2 separate regions of the Homo sapiens genome follow, and region 1 is linked to region 2. Evidence: chromatin loops called from intact Hi-C (ENCODE). Cell type or tissue: PC-9. All regions are shown on one strand.

The links. Hi-C counts contacts between places; a loop is a spot of excess contacts. Peaks named below come from ENCODE experiments on the same cell type or tissue, not always from the same donor. Only the 100,000 strongest peaks of a DNase experiment are listed, where the experiment ranks them.
Region 1: it touches region 2 in a loop (4-fold over the local background); 1 of 110 quality-filtered maps calls a loop at or near these places.

What each region holds. Positions count from the first base shown.
Region 1 is chr5:171,665,412-171,670,411 of GRCh38, forward strand. No RefSeq gene overlaps it. Among named protein-coding and RNA genes, the nearest start is that of SMIM23, 120 kb to the right of the region's middle. RefSeq lists enhancers at 2,258-2,836, 2,837-3,414. In PC-9, no CTCF peak of the experiment used is centred here; no DNase peak of the experiment used is centred here; H3K27me3 peaks cover 32 bases.
Region 2 is chr5:171,492,175-171,497,174 of GRCh38, forward strand. LOC105377721 (a long non-coding RNA gene) reads right to left here and starts at 3,412. Exons shown (of 3, transcript XR_941213.2): 1 at 3,281-3,412. LOC105377720 (a long non-coding RNA gene) reads left to right here and starts at 2,622. Exons shown (of 3, transcript XR_941212.3): 1 at 2,622-2,907. RefSeq lists an enhancer at 1,459-2,306. In PC-9, no CTCF peak of the experiment used is centred here; DNase peaks (open chromatin) are centred at 2,837 and 3,347; H3K4me3 peaks cover 757 bases; H3K27ac peaks cover 3,897 bases.

The DNA of each region.
Region 1 (5,000 bases), 170 kb after region 2:
CAAAATCATGTAACTCATTCACCTCACCATCAAATCATCTATGAATCAGGCTCTTAGATATAGGAATCAAGATGAAACAGGCCAAGGACACTAAAAGGATGACCTAGAAACAGGCTTATTGTCACCCACTCTGTTATGTTATTGGAGCAGCACCTTCTCTTCTGTTTTCAGCTTCCCTGGGGATTTTCTATTTAGACTGATAAGGGGGTGAAGTTGGGAATCCTGAGCCCTAATATTGACAGTGGCCATGATCTTATTGTGACAAGGGAAAAAAGGCCAGCCCTAAGAAGAAGAGGCAAAGATATGATATATAGAGAAAGACTCTTTGCAGTGCTTGAGGCCGTCCCTGTGTTTGATGATAGGTGCTCATCAGTTCCCCCTTTGCCTGAACCTACGTTTTCTCACTTGGCCCCATGAGCCTTCTAATGAATACAGACACTTCTGGCAAGGTTGCTCCTGACTGTGGGCTATTTCTGCCTTTCTTTTTTCTTTTCCTTTTTTTTTTTTTTTTTTTTTTGAGACAGGGTCTCTGTCTCCCAGGCTGGAGTACAGTGGCACAATCACCTCCCAAGGCTCAGGAGATCCTCCAGCCTCAGCCCCGTGAAGTAGCTGGGACCACATGCATGTGCCACCATGCCCAGCTAATCTTTGCATTTTTAGTAGAGACGGGGTTTCACCATGTTGCCTAGGCTGGTCTTGAACTCCTGAGCTCAAGCAATCCGTTCACCTCAGCCTCCCAAAGTGCTGGGATTATAGGCATGAGCCACCGTGCCCAGCCAAGTGCAGTCTATTTCTTACAACTACAGGACTTGGCACACAGTGGACACTTAATAAAGGTTTGTTGAGTGACTGGATCAATGAGCAGAATACAGTTGGCAACTTCCTGCTCCTGGTGATTGGCACCACTGGACTGACTGGGGTTAGGAAGACTGGTGAAGAATGGGCAGAGAAGACCAAGGACTTCAGACAACTTCCTCATCCCAGACTCCTCTGAAGTTAGACGAGGCCCCCACAGTCCCACCCATCATGGTCACAGTGAGCACCAGCAGAGACAGCTGCTGCGGGATGCTACCGTGGTCATTCCTGGGGGTGGGTCATGGTTGGACTTGCCTTTGTATCACACCTCTTGGCCAGAACCTGGCACAGTGCCTGGCACATAGTAGGTGCTCAATAGAGAGTAATGAGGGCAAGAACCAGTGAGTGATCATCCATGGAATTAGCACCTCTGTGTGCCAAGCATAGCCGTGCCTATGAAGGAGGGAGAAGATCCCATGTTTACCCTTCAGTTGAGGAGAGAAAATTAATAACCCAGTAACTGTAAACTAATAATGAAGGATTAAAGTGCAGTGGCTAATGGCACAATCAGACGCTGATCCATTGCTTCAACAGATATCCTTAGAGAACCTACTTTGTTCTAGGTCTGATGTTGGACACTGGGGATTCAGATATGAGTAAGATACAGTCGGGGTAACTGAGGTCTGAGGGGGAGTGTCACAAAAAATTCACTCCTTCAGAAATATCCACTGAATTCGTACTATGTGTCAGGCGTGATGCCAGGGGCTGGCACGACGTGGTGCCCCACAGAGGCAGGGAGCTGGGTCTCCTGCTGAGGCTACGCCATCCTTTATAGTCTCAGGGACGTCTTTCCCTGTCCAGGCCTCCGTTTGTAGACCTGTCAAGTCAAGTGACAAGATCAAATGGCCAATGGGCTCTTTCACTTCTGACAGCTAAGGCTAACCCTGTAGGTAAAGTCCAGCTGAAACCGAATCCCGCCACTCTTTAATTTCCTCATCTGTGAAATGGCCTTGTCACAAACAGCACCTACTTCACAGGGTGCTTGTGATGATTAAATGAAAGAATAGATGTAAATTACTAAGTATGTGCCTGGCATCCTCTCAATGCTGTCTGTTCAACAAGCTCCTCATTCTTGCTACTGTGATTCTATCTGACACCTGCCGCGTGCCCTTCCTTGTGCCAGACACTAAGCCTGGCTCTGTGGAAAGAGCATAAAAGACCCTCCAGGGTACACCCTCCAGGAGTGCTGCATGGAGTGGGTTGAAGGAGGGAATTCACCCAGGGTGGTAGGGTGGGCCTGGAAGCCTCTGAGCTGAGCCGCTCAGGAGAGAGGAGGAGGGGTCACTGGGGTTGGGGGACAGGATTGGGGATCAGAGGAAGCCTCCCAGCGGGGGAGGGGCAGGGCCTGCGCCCTTCCCCTCCGGGAGCCCCCGGTGGCTAGATCTGGTCTGGGCGCAACCCCTGACTGAGGCTGCGCTGGGAGTGCCGAAAGGTGGCCTTGTGGGTAAGTCCTTCCAGCTGCATCCAGGTAATCCCGGCCTTCGAGCGGGAGAGATGATACCCCCCGAGGGCCGGGCCTGGTCCGGCTCAGGATGCGTGCCCTGTGAAAATGCTCAGCAGCCCTCGCCTTTAGGAGTGCTCAGGTCCAGCATGAATCATTCCTTTTTGAACTTGTCTAAATGTGTTTATAAAATAAAGCTGCGGCCCAGGGCTGCTCCTGGCGGAGCGGGAAGGTAATATGTTTTTAATTGGAGAGATTGGGGGAAGGAGGCAGCGGGCCAGGGTGAGCTCACCCCGCATGAATGCGGCTGGGCGGAGAACAATGTACGTTCACATTCTTTGACTACAACGGGCCTCCGCAGGACCTGGCTCGGTGGGCAATTCTCCGGCCTCGGGGCGGGCGTCCGGGCCCGCGCCGTCTGAGGTTAGCGGGAGCGCGTACCCTGGGAGGTGGCCAGAAGCCCTACATTGAAATATCACAGTGGGTCAGAGCAGGGGTCGCAAACTCCAGTGCACCCAGGAACCGCGCAGTATCTCAAACCCACGGACACCCAGTGTAGACCTGGAGAACTGGAAATGCGTGGCCTCTGCAAAGGGGACAGGCACCAGTGGACTCCACCAGCCCCGTCACCAGATTGAATGTTTCTCAAGAAAAACCAGAAATCATATCTGGATGTAAAAGCTCCTCTTTTTAAACGTTGTCTTTATTTAATTTTATCCTATTTTCTTACTTATTTTTGGTTATGTGGGCCAAATAAAACAGATGCCTAGGCCGTATTTAGCCCTGCAGCTGTCCCCTCTTTTAGATCTTGGGAGTGGACCTCATGCTGTCTTTTACCAGCTACCAGGACTTTAGGCAAGTTACTTCACTTCTCTGAGCTTTGGTCTCTTCAACTAGAAATCTGATAGATTAATGCTACTTTTCCTGACTTTTCAAATGCTTTCTATGTTGAGGATAAAGAGAGGAAAGAAGATAATTGTAATATTCATTGGGCATCTGCTATGTGCCGCGCATGGTGTTAAGCAATTTACGTATTTTGTTGTTGTGATGTTTTGTTTTGTTTTTTAATCATCATTATTCTGTAATCTAGGTATTATTCCCATTTTGCAGATTAAGAAATACAATCTTAAAAAGCTGAAGCTGGAATGTGAACCAGTATTTCCAACTTTAAGCTGAAATCATCTGAATTTAAAGAACACATCGTGGTAAGAATGGGGAAATGGAGTCAAGAGTTAACTGGCTGACTTAATGTCACAAAGCCATGCCCAGTGAAGGCAGTAGCCATTTTGGGTCCTAGCTCAGGAATGATTCAAGTAGCAATAGCGTTTTGCAAAGTAAAACAGGCAGAGCTCTCAAGGTTAAATCAAGGGTATAATGGAGTAGGTACCCCCCTGCACTGCTCCAGTTACAGCCCTTCCAAAGGACGACGTAGCAGTATGTGTTAAAAGATTCATATTCTCTAAAAGATTCATCCACTTTCACCCAGTAATTCCTCCTGAAGGAATCAATCCTAGAGAAATAAAAGAGCTGTGGGCAAGCATTTGTAAAAAAAACTAATGCTCAGAAAATCGAACATTCATTATAAAGGAAGAGTTAAATAAGGTAGGTAATGTCCATACCCAGGAATATTATGTAGCCTTGAAAGAATGTGCAATAACGGGAGGAAATGCTCATGACATAATGTTAAGGAAAAAAAGTAGAATGCAAAATTAGGTAAACATGTGTATGATAATCAAAGAAATGTAAAGAAAGAAGATGGGAAGGAAATTCACCCCAATGTTAATTCTCTACGTGGTGGAATTTTAATTTAATTTTCTTCATCCTTGTTGAAATTTTTTTAGATTTTCTCTAATGAGCATATTACATTTTACAATCTGAAATATATATATTTTCAGGATGTTACAGGCCTCATCTCATCCAGTTTGGGAAGTGGATGGGTCTCAAGCCAAGTATCACATTTATTTAAAAAACAAAAGCCCAGAGAGAAACTCTAGAGAGAAAAATACCACAGTGTAAACTGGTTATTACTGGATGATTGGATTATGGGTGATTTTTTCCTACTTCTTTATATTTCTATGTGTTTTTCAAACTTTCTACATCAAGATTTCTTTGAAATTGGCAAACAAACAGACAAATCATAAAATACTCTCTTGCATTTCCAACTGTTCCAGGCAGGGAGATATTCTTGGCAGTAGAGCTATACCAGAATCCAGGTTTTTCTCACACATTGCTCTATCCTCACTCTGGTCTTTGTACTTGTACCCACCCCCACCCCCGCCACCCAGCTACCATGATGATAGATGCTGAAGGGTTTAATATACTTAAATTGGTTTAAAGCTAAGGAACTGTGAAATTAGGGTTCTTTTGTAGTTTATGGAGGAATGGCTTGGCCCAGACTATTCTTGCAACCTGTTTTTGACCACTTTGCCAAGCTAAAAGTACCTATTGCTTATCCTATTAATTGAGCCAAGGCCGTGTAATCAGGGCCTTGCTGGCCTAGAAGGCACATTTATTTCCCGGACATGGCACTATGATCTGAGCCGCGTGGTCACTTCCTATACCCAACCTTTCACGGAGCTGGTCACTCTTCTGGCTTGGAAAACCATAAGGTCTCCAAGTGACCTTACTAAGAGTCAAGATACCTGGGTCCTTGTGGGGTTTACCACCTGATGGTGCTTCACTCCTGACCAAGTCATCATGTTAC
Region 2 (5,000 bases):
TTACAGGTGCCCACCACCACGTCCGGCTAATTTTTGTATTTTTAGTGGAGACGGAGTTTCACCATGTTGGTTAGGCTGGTCTTGAACTCCTGACCTCAAGTGATCCACCCGCCTCGGCCTCCCAAAGTGCTGGGATTACAGGCGTGAGCCATCGTGCCCGGCCTAGAATGGTCAAATTTATCAAGACAGAAAATAGAGTGGTGGTTACCAGGGGCTGGAGAGAGGGGTGAGTGGGGAGTTGCTGTTTAACAGACAGGAGTTTCAGTTTTGCAAGATGAAAAGCGTTCTGGAGATTGGCTGTACAACTGTGTGAATGTATTTAACATTACTAAACTGTACTTAAAGTTGGTTAAGATGGTAACATTTTAAAGTGCATTTTACCAACATTTTTTAAAAAGTTAGTTTCTTCCTGCGCCTGGCCGGGAGAAATGCCCTATTTGCAAGGAGGACTGGCGGCTCTCACATGAGTAAAGGCCTGGCGCCAAGGTCTCCAGAACACCCCCTGCCCACCGTGAGAAGGTGGAACTCGGCACCACCGCACTGGAGCACGCGTTGCCACTTCAGCCACCCAAGCGCCGTGGGGCAAATACTACAATTACGCATTTTGTAAAGGGAGATGTGTTTTGGAAGAATTTATCTGCAGAAATCATAGGACTGGACATTTGGTGAGATTTCCCGAGAAAAGATAAAAAGAACAATAACCCAGGTAAAATGCCAAATCCTCGGTCTGACGTCAGTCTCCAAGAATGACTGCCAAGTGGGCTCTGGGAAATGGGCCACACCCACTCGTGTCCCAGCCAATCAGAAGAGTCCAGGCGAATTCAGCCAACCAGAGCTCGGCATTCCTCTGATGCAGATGCTCTTGATTTCTGCCAAGGACACAACTTTGGGCGCTGGGTTGGAGAAATGATTGTTGGCGGCACTTTCCAAGCATTACCGATTAATTGAAAATGCAAAGCCCACACGATTAGTAACATAATAATTAACATTTATTGAGCACTTACACATCAAGCATGTTCAAACTGCCCTCAGAAAGGTGAAGTAGCCTGCCTGAGGCCACATAAATAAGTGTTGTGGGGGTTCTTGCCCCTGATTGCCCTACTGCCTCTGTGAAATAGTCATTCTCCTCACTGATACTGAGCAAGGGAATTTAGACTGTAACCTGTACACAAAAACTCTTTGAGGTAAGGGTGAGTGCTATCACCACTTTATTTTACATAGCGATTGATAATAAAAAAAAATAAGAGATCTGAAATATGTTTCCTATTGGGAGAGAATTGGCAAAGGCAGAAAACGTGAATCTTGATCTTTCATTAAAAAAAAAAACAAAAAACATCAACACAAAACCACCGCAAAACCGCAAGCTAGCCCATGTAATTATTTAAGAAACGCTCATTGAATGAATGAACTCGTGGGGGAGTAAGAAGCTACAGAGAGACCCACTGGAGAGCCACCGAGAGTGGCAGATGGCAGTGTACAGGAGGACCTGAGGGATGTTTGCTGATGCCTGAGTGAAAGGACAAAAGACTGTGCCGAAGGATGATCCGAGGCAGAAGGTTGTGAGCACTGCGCGCAGGACAGGGAGAGTCAGGGGCTGCACATCCTTTGCTGTGTTGCAGTCAGCAGAGCATTCAGGGCCAGTTCTGGTGCTCTCTGGGTGGCCCCGTGCACAGCACACAGAATTCCCACACTTGCACACAGCGCTGTCTGGTGGGAACACACAGACAAAACGTCCCAAGCTGGTAGAGCCCCACGCATAGCTGGCTCTGCCCATTATCCCAGATACACCCACAAGCAGACAGCTGCACCTGCAAGCACACACACAACACACAACACACACATGCCTGTGAGCACACACACAACACACAACACACACATGCCTGCGAGCACAAACACACAACACAACACACACACGCCAGGGAGCACACACACAACACACACATGCTTGTGAGCACACACACACAACACACAACACACACATGCCTGTGAGCACATATACACAACACACACATGCCTGCAAGCACACACATATAATACACACAAGCCTGCAAGCACATATGCACAACACGGAGCACACACATGCCTGTGAGAACACACACGCCTGGGAGCACACACACACAATACACAGCACACACACCTGTGAGCATACACATACAACACACGCATTTCTTTGTGGGTCTCGTGGACATCCTAAATGAGGAATTCTTTCCCTACATGCCTTTTTGTTGTTGCTGGCTTGATCCCTCCATCACCCACTCACGTTTATTGGGCACCTACAGCGTGCAGGCCCCGCGCTAAACCCTGGGACGTGTCCTCAGGGGCCAGGAGAGAGAGGCCTCAACTCAGGAATTAGGAGAACTCAGGTCAAGGGGGGAAATAGTGTTGGTAAATCCACTGTGTTGCTAGTGGGCCTATTTGGGAGAGCCTGTCAGAGAAGCTACGGGGAGCTGGCTCTGGTTCAGACATCTTCCAGGAACACAGAAAACAACCACATTTTACTAATTATAGCGAGGGAAAACACGCTGCGATTACAGCTAAATTACATTAAGACATAACTGGCTGGCTCGGCCGGCTCTATCTTTCTGGATCAGGTTTCAGCCAAGTTGGGTGGTGACACAGGCGGGGCAGGCTGGCGAGGCCTTGGCCGGGGGAGGGTCCCGCAGCCTCTTTTCCTGTGGGGTCGTGACCCTGGGGTGACAGTGTGGTGTCCCAGGGCCAGTTGCAGCTTATGTGACCAGCAGCTACCCCTCCCTACAAGGGGCTTCCCTGGGCCCCTGGGCTGGAACAAACTGCCCAGAGGGCCGCTGAGTCATCCAGCCCCTCCTCTCCTTTCCCTCCCAGAACTGAGGATCAGAGAATTCAGGGCTGGAAGGAAGGTCTTGGGGCCAAAGCCTTGGTCTTTCGAAGGTAACTGAGTGGGTTGTTTTTTTAAATTCTCTCTCCTGTTGTGGCCACCAACTCTGTCCTTTCCTTCCAGGCCCTGGTCTGCACCTGCCAAGAAGGGCTTGGTACCTGTTTGGGGAAAGAGGGGGTTGAACTCTCCACCCCATTCTCTATGTAATTATTCCCAGAGGGCCCGTGTCTGATTCATGCCCCACAGAGGAAGGAAGGAAGGAAGGAAAGGAGGGACAGAGGGAGGGAGGGAGGGAGGGAGGGAAGAAGGGAGGGTGGGAGTCGAAGGAAGGAAGGAGGCAAGGGCCACCAAGGGAGAGCGGGAAGGAGGAAGGAAGGTGGGGAGGGAGAGAGGCAGGCAGTGATTAATGTAGGAAAGCCAACTTACCGAGCACTTGTGGAATGCCAGGCATCGCCATGCAGTACCTCCTTGAATCTTCACAATGATCTTGAGGGCAGGAGCCCAACCTTAGGGTTCCATGGAGACTAGAGCTGCACACAAGGCAGGTCCTCAACAGTAAATTCAGTAATTCCTTGAGTGAGCAAGTATGTCAGTGAGGTAGGTAATATCACTATTTATAGACAGGGCAGTAACAGCTATGGCATCATGGGGGTGGGGTTCAAATCCACCTTTCCGGCCAGGCTTGGTGGCTCACGCCTGTAATCCCAGCACTTTGGGAGGCCGAGGCGAGTGGATCACTTGAGGTCAGGAGTTCAAGATCAGCCTGGTAACATGGTGAAACCTCATCTCTACTAAAAATACAAAAATTAGCTGGGTTTGGTGGTGCGCGCCCGTAGTCCCAGCTACTCAGGAGGCCGAGACATGAGAATCACTTGAAGCTGGGAGGCGAAGGTTGCAGTGAGCTGAGATCGCGCCATTGCACTCCAGCCTGGGCGACAGAGCAAGACTTCATCACAAAAAAACAAAAAAGATCCAGCATTCTTTGTCTCCAAGGCTTGCTCACTCAGCTCTGCACCCAGGCTTTTCACCTTTCACCTTGTGGTGCTAAGAGAAGTGGCCATTCCAGTGACCACATGACCCCCAGATATGATGGGAGCTTGGTTCCCAGCATCAGTCTTGCCCTGCTTGGCGTGGGATGCCAGGGTGCACTGAGCCCCAGTCCCACCTTTATTCTGCCAGCACTGCGCTTTATATGCACTATCTCATTTAACCCTCACACCACGGGCTGGGGAGGGGGTGGCTTCCAATACCCTCATTTTTTGGATGAGGACCCTGGGGCTCAGAGAAGTAAAGTGGCTTGCCCAAGTTCACACAGCTGCCAACTGGGGGTGCTGGGGTTCCCGTCCTATATGGGGCACCTGGCTCCATACTGTCAGGCCCAAGTTTATAGAATCCCTGAGGGGCCTGGTCTCTGGTCACTTCCTCAGGGCCAGCCTAAAGGCAAGAGCAGGGGGCAGGGTAGGAGGCCCTCTCCTCTCTGAGGAACCCTGCCAGGACTTCTCGCTATGAGGACAGGCTTTGGCCAGGTCCCCAGGGCTCAGCTCAGGAAAAACACACCAGTCTGTGCCCGGTGCCTGTGGAGCTGGGTCCATCCCAGAATCAGGGGCAGCAGGTGGTGTGGCCATGGGCATGAGCAGCAGCTGGGCTGTGGTGTGTTGGCCACTGTGTTCTGGCCTGTTGTGCCGGTGTTTACAGTCCACATTTTTAATAATCTGATGTTATGTTTGGCCCTGAATCCCTTCTGCAGAGCCTAACCAAGGCTTGCCTCCAAGATGGCCTTCTTGTTCCTTCCAACTCTTGCTCTGAAATGAGCTGGGAAGAGAGACTCAGAGGGAGAGGGGAACTGGGAGGTAGCGCGAACTCCACCTGATATTTACAGAGCCCCTCCTGTGTGCCAAGTGCATTTCTTATGTTAATTTTTTTTATTATTATTATTTGAGACAGAGTCTTGCTCTGTTGTACAGGCTGGAGTACAATGGCGCAATCTTGGCTCACTGAAACCTCCACCCCTGCGTTCAAGCAATTCTCCTGCCTCAGCTTCCCAAGTAGTTGCGATTACAGGCATCTGCCGCCACGCCCGGCTAATTTTTTGTATTTGTAGTAGAGACAGGGTTTCACCATGTTGGGCCAGGCTGGTCTCGAACTC